Linked DNA regions of Mus musculus: region 1 is linked to region 2. A link is a loop called in an ENCODE intact Hi-C map of the cell type or tissue named here. Cell type or tissue: heart. All regions are shown on one strand. Links, peaks and the distances in the headings refer to the core of each region. The heading gives the core; the rest is flanking DNA. Region 1 has its middle 17 kb from the start of Leprot. Region 2 overlaps Ak4 (adenylate kinase 4).

Region 1 (8,337 bases), core at 121-8,120, 190 kb before region 2:
CAGGCTACAAGCCAGGAGGAGATGTGTTCTAGCTCAGGACTCTGCCCTTGCTTATCCCTCCTTTTGGATTATCCTTTCGTTACTGCCTGGACTGTCTTCTATGTCCTTCAGGTGCCATAGACTGAATAAACTTTTCCAGACTATTGTGTCATGGGCAGAAGTCTCCATTACCTGCCCACATCCATGTCCATATTCATAAGAGTCTGTATCTTTTCCTTTATTGTTTTTTTTTCACTTTCTTTTGTTCTTTTTTTCAAGACAGAGCTCTCTGTTTAACAATCCTGGCTGGCCATCCTGGAGCTCACTCTGTAGAATAGGTTGGCCTTGAACTCACAAAGATCCGCCCACCTCTGCCTCCTGAGTGCGGGAACTAAAAGCACACACCACCACATCCAGCTGTCTTTTCACTTTCATTAGCACAATGTATTATTAGTTTACTTATGTTTTGCTTCTCTACACACACACAAAAAGCTACCTAAGGAGGGTATTTTAGTTTGTTTTCTGTTTTTGTAATAAGTACCATGGTGAAAAGCAACTTGGAATGGGGTAGCAGCTATTTGGCTTACAGAGTTACATTCCATTATCATGAGAAGACAAAGCAGGGGGCTTGAAATAGGAACCTGTAAGTAACTGAAACAGAGATCACCCGGGAATGTGGCTTGCTGGCTTCTGTCTAGGCTCAATCTCAGCCACTATGGTAGTCTGAATGAAAATTGTCCCCACAGGCTCATAGGAAGTGGCCCTATTGGGAGACGTGGCCTTTTGGGAGTAGGTGTGGCCTTGCTAGAGGAAATATGTCACTGGGGGTGGGCTTTGAGGTTTCACATGCTCAAGCCAGGGCCAGGGTCACTCTCTCTTCCTGCTGCTTGCCAATTCAGATGTAGAACTCTCAGCTACCTCTCCAACACCTTGTCTGCCTGCATGCTGCCATGTTTTCCACCATGACCACAGTGGTCTAAACCTCTGAACTCTGAAGCTGGCCCCAATTAAATATTTTCCTTTATAAGAGTTTCTGCTGGGGCAAGGAAAGGGGTCGGGGAGAGTGCTGGAGAGATGACTCAACAGTTAAGAGCACTGACTTCTATTCCAGAGGTACCTGAGTTCAATTCCCAGCAACCACTTGGTGGCTCACAACCATCTATATTGGGATCTGATGCCCTCTTCTGGTGTGTCTGAAGACGGCCACTACTGTGTACTTATATACAAAAATAATTCTGTCCAATTTAAGGCATACTCTATATGATCACAGAACTTATATATCTCAATTTTTTTAGAATTTTTTCTAATCAAACTTTGGCCATATATGGGATATATGGAAAAAAAAAATATATATATATATATATATTCTACTTTGAATTCTGATCCATTGATTTATACAGGTTTCCTCAACAACTCTAAAAATCAAATAATATATTAATTTTCTTTCTTTTTGTTTTGTTTTGGGGAGTTGTTTCCTTGGGATTTGTTGTGGTTGTGGTTGTTGTTTTCTTCTTCTTCTTCTTCTTTTTTTAAGACAGGGTTTCTCCGTGTGGCCCTGGTTATCCTGGAACTTACTTCATAGAACAGGCTAGCCAAGCATGGAGCTCTCCCTGCCTCTGCCTCCCAAGTACTAGTACACTGATTTCTCCATTTTTTTCTAGAAATTTGATGGCACTGAATTGAACTGTAGATCCATTTTTGGAAAATTAACATGTTAATAATGAACTCCATTGGATAGATACATATCTGAGCAATGAAGACTACATCCTGTCCCCTTGAAAACCATGGGAAAGTCACAAGATCTAAGAAGGGAAGGGCCCATGGTTTTAAGCCACTTTTGTGCCAATAGTATCCCTCCACCAGGTAGAGGTCATGTAATTTAAGGCAATGAGCATCTCAGCAGTAACTAATGATGAAAATCAGTAAGAAGACTGTAAGCTCTGACTTCAGATTTGGATTCTCTGGGATGTCTGGGGTTCAGTGCCAGGCAAACTGGAATTGGAGTTGCCATATGGCAACTAGAAACAGGCAGCATAAAGCTGAAGTCAGATCAGGTAGATTTAAAAAAATCAACAACAAGAAAATGAAAAACATAACTCTGGGGTTTCCAGTGAAACAAACCCAAGTGGAAAGGTAGATGATAGATAGGTAGGCAGGTATATGATTGATAGATAGATAGATAGATAGATAGATAGATAGATAGATAGATAGATGATAGATAGATAGATAGATAGATAGATAGATAGATAGATACAGACAGACAGACAGACAGACAGACAGACAGAGTGGCTTTTTATGAAAAACTAGTTCATATGATCATACAGACTGAGATTTGCCAAGGTCTGTCGTCAGTAAGCTGAAGGCCTAGGACACCCAAGTATAGTCCCAATCTTCGTCCAAAGGCTGAGAATCAAGAGTGTCAATGATGTCAGTTCAGTTGAATCCAAGTCCAAAGGAAGACTAGCTCTACCCCAGTTCTAAAAGAGTCAGGCAGAGAGAGGAAAGTCTCCTTTACTTGGCTCTTTTCTCCCTCCCTCCCCCTCTCCCTCTTTCAGTTCATCAGTGTTTGGATGAAGCCCATACACTCTGGAGTAGGAAATCTACTTCCCTGGGAAAAATTAGCCAAATGTTAATATCATCCACAAATGTTTCACTGACACATCCAAAGCACCCACCACCCAGTCAAGATGGCATATAAAGATTAAACATCGTTTCAGATAATTTTTTGCATATTAGTTTATGGACTAAGACAATAAGGGTGGGAAAAGAGGGATCAAGATTAATATAAGAAGGCTGAGAAGATGTGCTTGTTATGTAACATGAAAACTTGAGATCAAATCTTCATAAGCCACACACAGACCCACATAAAGATGGGCTCAGCAGCACCCATCCGTAATTCTAGTGCTTCTAGCAAGAGATGAGATGCAGGCACAGAAGACTGTCTGGAAGCCCCTTGGCCAACTAGGAGATTGAAATCGTTCTTTGATCTCCAGTGCGTCCTGGAATGTGTGTAGCCACAATTATCCTCACAAAGAAGCACACACATTACACACAAATATTTGACATTTTTATTCTTAAAAAATTAACACAAAAGAAGTCAGCTGGCACAAACTGGAACCTCTTTGCACAGGTCTACCTGTGAAAAAATAGTGTATGTGCTTTCTAGAGAATTCCTGTGATCTCTGAGTGAGGGATGAAGTGGATCCCAGGTCAACGACATATACATGACCAGGAGTCTTATGGCCACAGGCTTTGGAGCCATGGACCTGGCCCAGTTCTCTAACCCACTTCCATCCTCACAAATGCCCCTCCTTTTTTCCTCAATAAACTTATCTCTCTTTCTACCACTACCCTTGTGTTGCTCATCAAATTCTTTATTCTGGGACACAAGAATCTAGAAATGTCAATGAGTACCGTCTGGCCTCTGGACCATACCTTGTTTTTTTTTTGGGGGGGGGGAATAGATTCACAAACTGATCTAAATAGAAAATGAGAGAAAGAAAGGGTAAGTTTCCTAGAATTTCATCTTTTTATCTTTTTTTAATCAAATGTTTTCATACAATATATTTTGATCATATTCTTTCCCCTCCCTCAGCTCCTCCCACATCCTCCCCACCTCTCTACTTACCCAGTCTCATCTTCTATCTCTCTCAAAGGGAAAATAATGCAAAAACAAACAAACAAAAAACCCAGTAAGGAAAGGAAGAAAACAAAAAGCTCACTCCTCCCCCACAAAAGGAGTTCATTTAGTGTTGGCCACCTCATCTTTGTTTTCTTAATTGACACATAAGTTGTATGAAGTTGCCATGTACCATAGTATGTTGCCCACCCTGGCCATTTTAATACCTCCGCTTCCCAAATGCTGGGTCTCACAGGTATGTGCCTCCACGCATGGCTTCTCAGACCTCCTTTTCATTGTGACCATCATCTGAGCAGTGTCCCAGCCAGCACATGCCTGCAGTTTCTAACTACCCTAATTACTTTTTGTAAATACTATTTAGCTCACAGCTTCAGAGGGTCAGTCCTTGGTGGCTTGGCTCTGAGTTTCTGGTCCTGCTGGTGGCAGGAGAGCTACAGAAGCTGTTCATGCCGTGGCGGACAGAAGCAGAGAGAAGGGGCCTGGGGTAGGACACTGCAAGGATCTATGCCCAGAGACCTTTATCCTTCAAGCTGATTCTACCTCCCAAAGCTTCCCCCAGCCTCCCAGAACAGCACAAGCTGGGAACAAAGTGTTCGCCATACGAGTCTGTGGTAAGCACTTCATATTCAAAACAACACAGCAATTACAGGGCTATTTTGTATTTTAACTTGTTTGGGAAATTTTTAGAGAACCACTTATTGGGATGATGGGTTTGTAGATATAACAGGCATAACTGGAAAAAAAGCAAGCGAAAAACAAGTCAATTTCTAAAAATGTACATTTTAATATCCACATGAATTCTGGACATTTCTAAACACCAGACTATGCTAGGATACACTGCATTAGTGGCCACCAGGGGGCGCTCTTCATAGAGCCTCTGGAAAGTACTGTGTAAATAAATGTGGAAGGGCCTCCAGGACACCCTCTTTGAGAACCATTTGTCTAAACATTTAAGCTACTTTGCTGAGGTAAGAGACAAGAGAAAACATCAAGCTAAGTCCTCCCACCCAGCCTTAATCTGGGGCTGCAACGCACGCTTGCTTCCCCAGACCCGCTGCACACCGGTTGCCTATAGAGACAGGCTCCAGAGCCACAGGATTCCCTGGAGTTGCTAAGGGGCGGGGAAGGGAAAATGAGTAACTGCTATAGCATAGGCGACTTCACCTGGGATGGTGACCACATCTGGAAATTAGAGGTGGTGGCCGCACAGCTCTTTGAATATACCAAAACCAATTGTAGAGGGCAAGTTTTGAAAAATGGCAAAAAGAAAGAAGTTTTCAAAGATTCCAAGTGTCTTGGCCCAAGAAACTGGAGGCTTAAGGAGAAACAAGAACTTGACCTTTAATGTCAAGTCGAGACTCAAGTGAACAGGACACACTGCCAGCTATATTCTGGGGGTGAGAGGAGTCTGTCCTAGAGGTAGAAATGTGAGCCATCTGCCTATAAAAGGTAAAGGCAAGTGTGGTGGTTTGAATGCAAACACCCCTCACAGGCTCAAATGTACGAACACTTGGTCCCCAGTTGAGAACCCTGTTCAGGGAAGGGAGCAAGCTTTGAAGTTTCAAAGCCGTGGGCCAATTCCAGTTCACTGTTTCATGCTTGGAGTTCAAGATACGAGTCCTCGATAGCTCTCAGCGTCCAGTTCCAGCCACCATGAGGGGGCCTAACCCTGTAGAACTATGACCTCAAATAAGATCTTCAGTAAGTGGATAGTGACATGGCGTTTTGTCACAGCAGCAGAGAAGTAACTAATACCATGAGCCAGCAAGAACTCACCAAGTCAGAGAGCGGAGTGTAGGAAATGTACGGCTGAAGTTTATTCCTTATGGATTACACAGGTCCAGTCAGACAAGGAAACTGTCTCCTGATGTCTTAGTAAGGGTTTCACTGCTGTGAGGACAACGGCAGGACCAAGGCAACTCTTATAAAGGACAACATTTACTTGGGGCTGGCTTACAGTTTCAGAGGTTCAGTCCATTATCATCACGGCAGGAAGCATGGTAGTGTGCAGGCAGACATGGTGCTAGAGGAGTCTGACATCCTGATCCAAAGGCAGCCAAGAGGAGACTGTCTCTTCCTCACTCGGTGGAGCTTGAGCATGAGACCCCAAAGCCTGCCCTGACCGTGACACACTTCCTCCCACGAGGACACACCTCTTTCAACAAGGACACACCTCCTAATAGTGTCACTCCCTGTGAGCCAAGCATTTAAACACAGGAGTTTATAGAGGTCAAACTATTCAAACCACTGCACCTGAAATAAACCTCACGCAGTAGCTTTGTCAGACTTCCTTGAGGAGAGACTGGAACAGAGACATGACATCTTGACCAAACTGCTTAATTATGCATAGATCTCGATATTTAATCCTAAGCTTCATGTTAGGACTCAAAAGATGGACTTAAATAACTGGACCTCTTTCCCTCTTTCCAATGTAGCCTTACTGAGTAACTCTCAATCTCTGTCTCTCTCTGCCTCTCTCTCTCTCATACACACATTTTATTTTAGTTTTTATCATTTCACTATTTATTTGGCTTTTTTAGCAGGCTTATTAAAGGCTGGATGTGGTGGTGCACACCTTTAACCCCAGCACACAGGAGGCAGAGGCAGGAGGATCTCAGTGAATTTGAACCCACCCTAGTCTACAGTGAATCCCAGGACAGCCAGAGCTCCATACTGAGGTCCTGGATCAAAACCTTCCAAGGAAGGGGGCTGTTGGGGGTGGAGTGGGTGCTGAAGCCTGGCTTGCTGGAGTGCAGGCTGTTTTGTCACGGATGTGCTAGAGAACTGTGGCAGTGTCAGGGGGGCAAGCATTGTTTCAGGAGAGCTCTAAGAACTGGTATGTTGGGTAGAATATGATGACAGAGGGAATGAAGTCTTGAGACAGAAGCCTGGTACATTCATGCTTTAACTTATAAAGTGAATGGCCATCAGATAAATAGATGATAGCCAAAGCACCGGTAGTTAGTAATTGCATGACAATTATTAGCACTGATAAGTTTTAATTTTTTGGAGAAAGGAAAATGAATGCATGCATTTATTATCCACTAATTTAGAAGTGTGAGAAGTGTCGTAGCATCCATTTTGGATAGTCAACATTGAAGAAACCCACTGCAATCTCCAAAGTGTGCTGTGCTCCACTGAACAGTCTCAAGTCTCCCACCTGGCCCATATTCCCAGTGCTCAGGACAGAGAGTCCTTTCAAGACTGTTACCTATTAGTTTTCCTTGGGAACTGTTCTTTTTGGGGACCTTTATACTTGCATCAGTGTTGCCAAGTTTCTGTTTCTAGTAACTTAACTGTGCAGCTGGTGAGGTAACACAAACAACTAACTTGTGACCTAGTTGCCCAAACCCACCTGTGAACATCAGATCCGATCTTCCCTAATATATAGAACATGAGGACCAAGAGTTCCTTCTGTGTCCCTTCACATTTGGGTGTCTGCCTGGAAGGAATCCATTACCACTGTACTGGGGACTGTCTGTACTGGGTTAGATTTGTCTCCCTTTTCCAATACTTTCTTCCGTGCGTATGTGATCGCGTGCATAAATGTACATAGACCCAGATATGTGGGATACTTGTGGAGGTCAAAGTTAATGTCAGGCATTTTCCTCTACTGCTCTGCACTCTCCAATTGGGCTAGTCTGGCTAGCCCACTTCTCAAGTGTCCCGCGTGCTGGAATACTGGTGGGCCACTATGCCGACTCAGCTTGTCATACAGTTGCCGAGAATCTGAACTCTGTTCTCACTTTGGTAGCAAGCTCTTTATCCACGGAGGCATCTCTCCACCCCTTTGATAGAGTCGGGTCTACATTAACCTGGCCTCTTCGTCTGCACCCACGTCTGCCTCCTCTCAAGGGAGGCTGTCCCCAGGGAGACTGTCCTCAGCACTGAGACCGTTCCTCTTCAACTAATGTAAGAGCAGATCACAGCCAGTCAAGTTCATACCAAGATCATCTAGACAAAAGCACTGGAAAATAAATCCTCTGGTTCTCCTACCAAATAGCATAATAGAATCTTTGTGCATAAGAGCCTTCGCTGAAGTGTTAAGTGACAAGTGTTCACTTCATCCCACACCCTGCACCTGAGAACAGACTCATGACCTTTAGTAGCACGGTTGGGTTGCGTACACCACCACTCTACCCTTGCAGCCTGACCGTCTGGAAGCAAATCATAACTCGTAAGCTAGGACTGTTGTAAACAAAGGGAATTCTCTAGGCAACATAGAGAGACTAGAAAAACACGGGTTACATTCATCTACATAATAAGGTGCCCAGGCTGTAATTAAATACGATGTGTGGAAAATGCTAGCATCATTACAGACATTTTTGGTTCTATTAGGATACAAAATCTGATTTAGTCAGTTATGAGAAAGCACACTTTGGGATGTCATCTGAGCACTCCTTTCAGAGTGTCAGAGGTGTCATGAACATAATGACATTTCAGCTTCTGGAAAATCCTCAATGAGGAGGTAAACTAAGAGGTAGATTTCTGGAGGTCTGTAAGAAATGCACCTGGGTTCCTTTGGGGGGAATCAAATAAACATCTATGAACATGAAAGCAACTGAGAACCCAGGCCCAAGGAGAGGATGGGCTGTCCCATCCCAAACACTACCATGTTCTCTACATGGCTGGGATGCAGGATGGAGGCACACTTACAAACACATAGCTGTGGCACGTGGGGTACCTGCTGATATGGACACCAGTTTCAGAAGGGGAAG
Region 2 (8,337 bases), core at 195-8,194:
GTAGATTCACTGAAAGTCTCTAAAACTTAAATTTTGAGACAGGAGGGAAAGAAGTTTATACAGCTCCAAAAGTATACATTGTCCTCATCTCCGCAGGCGCTTGCAGAGTGCTTTCCTTTTCTTTTTTCTTTTCTTTTCTTTTCTTTTCTTTTCTTTTCTTTTCTTTTCTTTTCTTTTCTTTTCTTTTCTCTTCTCTTCTCTTCTCTTCTCTTCTCTTCTCTTCTCCTTTCTTTTCTTTTCTTTTCTTTTCTTCTCTTTTCTTTTCTTTTCTTTTCATGGACATGTCATTTTCTTGACCCTCTGATTTTTTATCTTTTTTTTACTCAGGACTTGCCCTTCTCAGCCTCCTTGCTTTCTAGTATGGAGAACTTCAATTTGTTGTCTTGACTGTTTACTTTTATTTTTCATACTTTTGATATTTGATCTCAATGGCTAACTTGATAAGATCTAGACCCATTTGGAGACTTGGGGATTATCTTGATTAGGTTAATAGAGTGGGAAGACTGGGCCACTGTGGGTGGTATCATTCTCTAGGCCGAAATCCTAGCCCCTGTGCAAAGGAGCAAATGAACCGAACATAGATATCCATCTCTCTCTGCTTCCTGACTGTAGATGCAATGTTACCAGCTGTTACAAGCTCCGGCTGCCTTGACTGCCCCTCCATGGTGGATGACACCTCCACAACTGTAAGTCGAAATAAACCATTTTTCTCTCCTAAGTAGCATTTGTCATGGAATCTAATAGCACAGCAACAGGAAAGTAACTAATATAATTTTTGGCTTTGCTCTCTATCAGTTTTTCCCCCCTGCTACTATTTGATCTTACATGGACAGGGTCTTTAGAATACCTTCTCTTTTTCACCCTCAGAATTTTCATTTCTGTATGAATTCTTATTTTCTTGATTGCTTTCTTCCCTCTGTTTCTGCTTTGACTTTTTCCTCTGAGCTATGTGAATCTCTCTTATCTTTTCCATTTTCCTGTGTTCTCTCTCAGCTTCATGGCCTTCCTCTTCTCTTGTATTCCTCTCTATGCTGTACTCCTGGCTTCTACCGAGCTCTCTTTCATGACTTCTAGATCACACTCTCCTGTTTCTGTGCCTACTCTGTGAGAACCCTTGCTCCACTGCTTCATATTGGCTTTTGACTGGACCATGCTCTCTACAGCTATCCTCTGCTTTGGCTGGGCTCATGTGCACTACATTTGGAGTCTGTGCATCTTCTCCCGGCTTCTGCTCCCTTCCTGATCTTTTCCTTCTGAATCAGACTTTTCTTTATCATTTTTTTACAACCCCTTCTTTATTTTTGGACCTCATCTTCACTCTTAGATTTCTCTTTTGATTCTCCCCCTTGTGGCGGCTTGAATAGGTTTGGCCCCCACAGACTCATGTGTTTGAATGCTTGGCCCATGGAGAGTAGCACTCACTACCAGACAGTGTGACCTTATTGGAGGAGGTGTGGTCTTGTTGGAGAAAGTGTGTCACTGTAGAGGTGGGGCTTTGAGGTCATATACATGCTCAAGCTATACCCAGTATAGAATCCATTCTCCTCCTGGCTGCCTTCATATCAAGAGGTAGAACTCTCAGCTCCTCTAGCACCATGGCTGCATGGCTGCTACTGTGCTTCCCGCCATGATGATTATGGACTGAACCTCTGAACCTGTAAGCCAGCCCCAATTAAGTGTTGTCCTTTTTAAGAGTTGCCTTGGTCATGATGTCTCTTCATAGCAATGGAAACCCTAACTAAGATACCCACTTTCCTCACTTTTTGTTTGTTTTTTTTATTTATCTTCTAAATTTCTTCTGATGTCTTTCTTTTGGCAGTCAGATATGATTTTAACCTTCTCTTCCTTTTCTCTTTTCCATCTGGACTTGTGTCTATGATCAGTTTAAATTTTTATTTCATTCAGCTCGCTCTTTCCCCCTTCCATCCATCCTTTGTCACTTGACACTCTTGTGTCCTGTGCTCTCTGAGTCGCTGGCCTCTAATGTTGAAGACTCTCACTGTGTCTGGAATGGGCCCTTGATCTGCATCCCGGGAGTCAGTAATGTCCTCTTCCTCTACTATCCCTGTGAGGCCCAGCAACGCAGAGTCATCTCTGCAGGAAAGGCTGGGCATCAAATGGACCGCACCCTCTGTCCTCCACCCACTCCTGCCATTTTTGTCTTGTCTTGTCATTGGCTTTAGGAAGAGTTTTCCCTTGCTAGGAATCTGTCTTTTGGTAGAGGAGTCTCTTCCAGATGGACAACAGACAGAAGGGACTAAGGCCATTCTTCAAGATTTTCAGCCCCAACTTCACTAGATGTTATTCTTGGACTTCTTTTCTTATTTGTGGTTTCAGGAATTTTTTTCCTATTTCTTCCTTCCCTCCCCCTCTTTTAATTTCCCTTCAGAAGCATTTCGGAATCAGAACACCGAGTCACTTGAGCCATGAGAATGACAGTGACGGTAAAGATTGTGACTGTTTATGTCTTTTCTTAACTTTAGATTTGGAGAGCAGCTCCCCACTAGTGAGTCACTCTTTGGCAAAGGCTTTGCTGGCTGCATCTATTTTCTGCTCTTATAACTCTCACACAGCTTCTTGACCTGAGATCACCTACCCAAAGCCAGCACAATTCTCAACACACTGTGGAGCCAGTTTCCATGTTATAAAGTTCTGGGAGCTATTTCATCCATCCCTTTGTTGACCACTGAGAGAAATTCTGTATTTAACAGCAAAATTCTTATATTAAAAATTCCTTCACACATACTCCTTCTCTTCCAGGCCCTTCACTGAAGTTGCCTCTGAACCCCAATCCCTTGCAACTCTATAAAAAGATAACAAAAATTCGCACGTTTGGGGGCACAAATTTGGGAAAGTGGCTCAAAGATGACTCTCTTGGTAGGTTGATTGTTAATGACAATGACAAAGAGTGTATTGAGAGCGCTAGAGTTCATCCCCATAGTTCAATCTTTAAAACGAGAAGGGAAAGAAACCTCCACCCTGGTGACTGATCTAAGCCCTTTGCTTCCCTGCTAATGCAGTGTTGTCTTTTCCAGCCAGTCCCACTAACTGCCTCTCCTCCCCCTGCAAAACCATCCTGGCATGAAGGGAGCTGATTATCTTGTTTTTACTGAGGCTTGAACTAGCTCATTTGTCAACTTTAAACAAAACCCTTCCAATCTCACCTATTTCCTACATAGCAACTGTGGTGGTTTGAATATGCTTTGCCCAGGGAGTGGCACTATTAAGAGGTGTGGCATTGTTGGAGTAGGTGTGTCACTGTGGGCGTGGACTTTAAGACCCTGCCTGGAAGCTAGTCTTCTAGTAGCTTTCAGATGAAGATGTAGAACTCTCAGTTCTTCCAGTCCCATGCCTGCTTGGATGCTGCCATACTCCCATCTTGATAATAATAGACAGAACCTCTGAACCTGTAAGCCAGCCCCAACAAAATGTTGTCCTTATAAGAGTTGCCTTGGTTATGGTACCTGTTCACCCTAAGACAGCAACTGAGTTGCTTAGCGTACTCTCCTGTTTTGCTTCTTTCTCATTTTCTTCTTTTGCACACCACTTCTACTGCTCTATGCCTACTTTTATTTTAGTCTCAAGTTAAATAAAGTGTATACACACCACAGTTCTGGCTGTCTTCCCTCCTATTCATTCCACCCTGGTTTAGATGATGTATTAACAGCAGGAGTATGTAGTTGTGTGTTATGAGTAGTGAGTAACAGAGTCCAACATGAGGACCATGCATCAGAATATGTGTTGTGTATTGAAGACTCCTTATCCATATCCCTGACAATGAGGGCCAGCGAGCTGGATGCTTCTGTTCTTCAGTATTATCCCCTCGTTGTCTTGCCTATTATGAGTTGCTTGGACTTTCTGCACAGATGCTCACATGTTCCTGTTGCTTGAAGAATGTCTTAAAGCTAAGCACTCTGAGTTAAATCTTGACTTTCCAGAACATGCTTTATAGATATATACATACATGTTCAGGATTCTGAAACCTATTTTTATAAGCTATGGTGCATTATAAATTAGAATGTTGGTCTTGAGTCACAGTTTTGTTTTCCTCTGGGGGATTCGTTTATGAATGTGTTGGGCCCTCTCCATCCCCTATAGCTGTTTTCTCTCTGAACATTTCTTCTTTTTACCATTCTGTTTTAATCCTATGAGTTTGCATCCTCTATGTCCACATCATCTTTGTATGTCCTGTTGAATCTGGACTCTATCACATCCCTGTAAATTCTTTCTCAGGACCCTTGTCTCAGTTCACGCTCCTCGTTCAACTCTTATGGTTTTTCCCTGTGTTCTGCTCAGGACTGAATTTCTGAATGGTGCTGTTCTGCACGTACGTCTCTGCTGTTGCTCCTGATTCTGTTTGACCCATGTTGTCCATGCTGGAGTGAGGGTGTACTACAGTTCCCTCTGCTCAGAAGTTAGGTCTTGGATATTCTTTATCAGCTATAGGACTTAGATTCCCAATCTATTTCCTTTTAAAAGTAATTTGTAGGTTATTGGAAAGATGACTGGGGATAAAGATACTGCCAAGTTCCTCTTTGATTTCAAGGATACACATGGTAAAATGAGAGAACCACAGGCTGTCCTCAGACTTCTACACGTGAGCAGTGGCAACTACACACACACACACACACACACACACACACACACACACACTGCAAGAATAATTTTGTGTGGCTCGTGGCTGCTTTTTCTGCTCCATCTCAAGATGTTGTATGTTCCTGCCCGAGGTGTTTCTACAGCAATGATGGAGCTTTGCTGAACAGCACCCTCTTCTGTTGGTGCGCTGAAATACATTTCTTTTTTTATATTATTGTTTATTAACTTCAAACACCACTTCGACCATAGTATACAACCATCTTCAAAGAGAGCTACAGGCCCAGCCTCCTGAAATATATTCCTTAATGAACAGTACCTTTTGGGTCAGTGCTAGGGCAAGTCTGATGCCTTAGATTTCCTGGTATCTTTGTTTCTATGGGTTTTTCTCCTGTAAGTCTTCCACAAGAGCAACAGAGCTGGTCCTGATTCAGGTATTTCACTCATTTCACTCAAATGAAACAGGAATTTGCAGTATTGTGTGGCTATAAATGAATTAAATAATGTCATCCTGCTTTTATTCGTTTCTGTGTTTTTTGAAGGATGTATGGAACGGCTCAGACTTCTACGTGGCTATTATTTTCAGAGTCCTCGTTTTCTTGACAAAACTTGCAAATACCAACATTGATAAAATTTTAGGCAGGACGTCTCTTGTGGCAATGTACCAGTTCCTCAAGTTAAACCGAAGACGGGCAGACCAACTAAGACAAGGAGAGCCAAACAAGTAAGTGAGCGAATAGAGGGCAAGTTTAAATACGCTGAGAGAGAAAATGGCTCTCAGGTCGAAGCAATGTTGTCCTTCCTCCTACTCACCATGTTGGCTCAATACTGTGAAAAGTCCTATGACCAATGTTTTCAGGGTAGTCTGTTTGTCCTGCTGTCCCTGTGTCCAGTCATCTGGAATGCTATTCTTTTTTTAAATATTTATTATATATATATGAGTATGCAATGCTATTCTTAATGATGTTACAATAGATATAGCTAGACTGTGTATGTAGACGATCTCTCTGAAGACAGCAGCTGCTCTAGCCTCCTAGATCTGAATTCAGCAGTTCATCTCTTCATTCCTGATCACTCCTTGTTAGAAAACTCTGTTCTTCCATCACCTTAGATGGTGGGATAGAGAAAGTCCATGATCAGATGTGAGACAATCTCTCTGCTTGGAGGCTTTCCAGGCCTGTGAAAGGCACCAACGCCAGAGCCCTGGCCAAGAGAAAAGACTGATGCAGGAGAAACCCAACGGGTTAGTTCCTTCTCAGCTCATGTGGCATATAGCTCTGTATCCCATTTTTTTTCTCATCTTAACTAAGACTCAAAGTAGCTGGGCTATGTGGTCAAGACCTGGATAATGGGAGTCAAAATGAGGGAGAAGAGCTGAGTAGTCTCTAAGTGAGGTTTCTTTAACCATTTACTGAGTGGCCAGGCTTGGCTGAACTTACCATTCAGGTTCGTCACGAGTCAGGTTATCACTGGATCATGGCCAACTGCTGGCATCAGACAGCCTGCATTTCGAGTGTCTCCAAGTGCATTCTGTGCATACACGATTTAAATTGGTTTCCTCAAGTCTGGCGATGGTTGCTACTTCATTACTGGGATGCTCATAGGTTCATGGCTTAAAATTAGTATGAAACAGGAGTGTGTTGTGGGAGGCTGAACCAAGACCATTGCTACAGAGGTCAAAGCCAGCCTGCATCAGAGTGAAGTAGGGTAGATATACCCAGCTGAACAGTAGTGGGACAAACCAGTGATTGAAGCATACAGTGCTCTGTGCCCAGGCAGTGGTGGCGCACGCCTTTAATCCCAGCACCTGGGAGGCAGAGGCAAGTGGCTTTCTGAGCTCGAGGCCAGCCTTGTCTACAGAGCGAGTTTCAGGACAGCCAGGGCTACACAGAGAAACCCTGTCTCGAACCCCGCCCCACCCCCAAATAAAACAAAACAAAACGAAAAAAAAAGTGCTCTCTGGCACACATATTACCCAGAATTCTAAGGCCTGACAGTTTTTGATTGTCTCCCCATCTGTAACACACAAAACCTAACCCCTATCTCAGACTGGTCTAGTCACCAGATGACCCTCGTTCCTTTATCTTGCCTAACTTAAAATTGGCCCACAAGGCTCTGCTGCTTGGCCGATGCAGTATTTAAATTTCTGAAATGTTAAATATACACCTTGTACAGGTTTATCTGAGGAAAGGGAATGATGGGGCCACCACAGGCCACACTCTGCTAGTGGCGGCAACAGGCTAGGAGCGGTAGCTTGCTACTTCGCAACAGAGCATCTTTCCCTCTTGCCTCAAGCTTACAGCCATTTTCTCATCTTCTCCTCACGTCTCCACTGGAGCATGTACCCTTTTTCCCTCCTGTTGCAGCCTAACTACCCCCTCCAACTCAACTCCTTAGCTCATGTCAGTGGCAGAGTCACTTACTGTCATGTAAATATGGCATAGTTTCTGGCCCTCTACACTGTCTCCCACCAGCAAACTCCAAGGTCTTTTCCATTCCGCCTCACCTGTCCCCCAGGCTGCTGAGGCGGCCTCCACCTGGCCAGTCATGCACTCAGACCCCCTCCCTGCACACCCTACTACTACATCTGCCTGGACTCCTCCTAGCAAACCTCAGCTCAAATATCAATTCTTCCTTAGCTAAGCGTTAGTTACTGCTATTCTCTCTCCCTCCCTCCCTCTTTTCTCTTCTCTTCTCTTCTCTTCTCTTCTCTTCTCTCTCTCTCCCCCCCCCTCCCTCCCTCCCTCCCTCCCCCTCTCTCTCTCTCTCTCAGTGAATGGGTTAGTTCTAATAGTTCTAATCACACATGTTCTCCAGACAGCTGGGGACATCAAGGGCAAAAGTCTATTTACTTTTGTATGCTTGGAATGTAATGAGGTTTGCTAAATCAATAGCTGGATGACAAGACACACTGCTCGGCTCAGCTCCCTTCGTCCACTTAGGCTACGCCATCTTGCAGTCATAGACTAACCCAGAGCCAACAAGATGGCTCAGCAGGCAAAAGTGCTTGCCATCAAACCTGATAACCCAAGTTTGACCCCTGGACCTACATGGGAAGAGAACAGACTTCCGGCTCTCCCTCTGATACAGGTACAACACAAATATTTTGAAAGCTAAATTAAACTTAGGTCTCCATGGCTTTTAAAACCCCAATTTTATTTTCAGATACTACTCGCCCATTATGGACTGGGTACATGTCTGCTCTCTGTTTCCCCCTTAAGAATCCATAGCATTGCCCATATCACTACAAGACCTCTGACTCTTCCAGTACCAGCTCTAAAGTGGCACAGTGTATCTACTCATTTTAATGCCCCCAGCAAGGCAATGAATGCCCCAGTATGCAGAAGCCCAGAGAGCAGGGATGTAAACTTCTCCCAGTGAGGGAGTGTGAGTATCTCGACCATATGACAACCTACCACACAGTCATCCTATCCAGATGGACTTTCCGATCCTGCCTGGACACGTGAGTTTAGAACTTGCTTTCAGTGGGTTTCAGCTATGGAAGGCCCCATAGATGAGGCGGCCATACCAGGGTTGGGAAAAGGGCTATGCCTTCATTCTCTCAGGTTTCTTCTGAAAGGGCACTTAGGAACTTCTTACAGCCCCAGTTCAGCAGACAACCTCGCAAAGGGCTCCGGGTTTAACAGGTAAAGGACGGGGCAAGCAGGGAACAGGAGGGCACAAGGACATAGCAACGATACAGTGGGAAAACAAACAGAACCCGAGGCATGTTTGCTTCACCAT

Evidence for each region. Hi-C counts contacts between places; a loop is a spot of excess contacts. Peaks named below come from ENCODE experiments on the same cell type or tissue, not always from the same donor. Only the 100,000 strongest peaks of a DNase experiment are listed, where the experiment ranks them.
Region 1: a loop joins it to region 2, with 2.3 times the contacts of the local background. A loop is called at or near these places in 7 of 42 quality-filtered maps.

Annotation. Positions count from the first base shown.
Region 1 is chr4:101,660,705-101,669,041 of GRCm38, reverse strand. No RefSeq gene overlaps it. Among named protein-coding and RNA genes, the nearest start is that of Leprot, 17 kb to the right of the region's middle. In heart, for the core only: CTCF peaks have their summits at 4,263 and 4,464 (motif pointing right); no DNase peak of the experiment used is centred there.
Region 2 is chr4:101,467,164-101,475,500 of GRCm38, reverse strand. Ak4 (adenylate kinase 4) reads right to left here. Exons shown (of 5, transcript NM_009647.5): 5 at 7,730-8,337. Among named protein-coding and RNA genes, the nearest start is that of Ak4, 52 kb to the right of the region's middle. In heart, for the core only: a CTCF peak has its summit at 4,770 (motif pointing left); no DNase peak of the experiment used is centred there.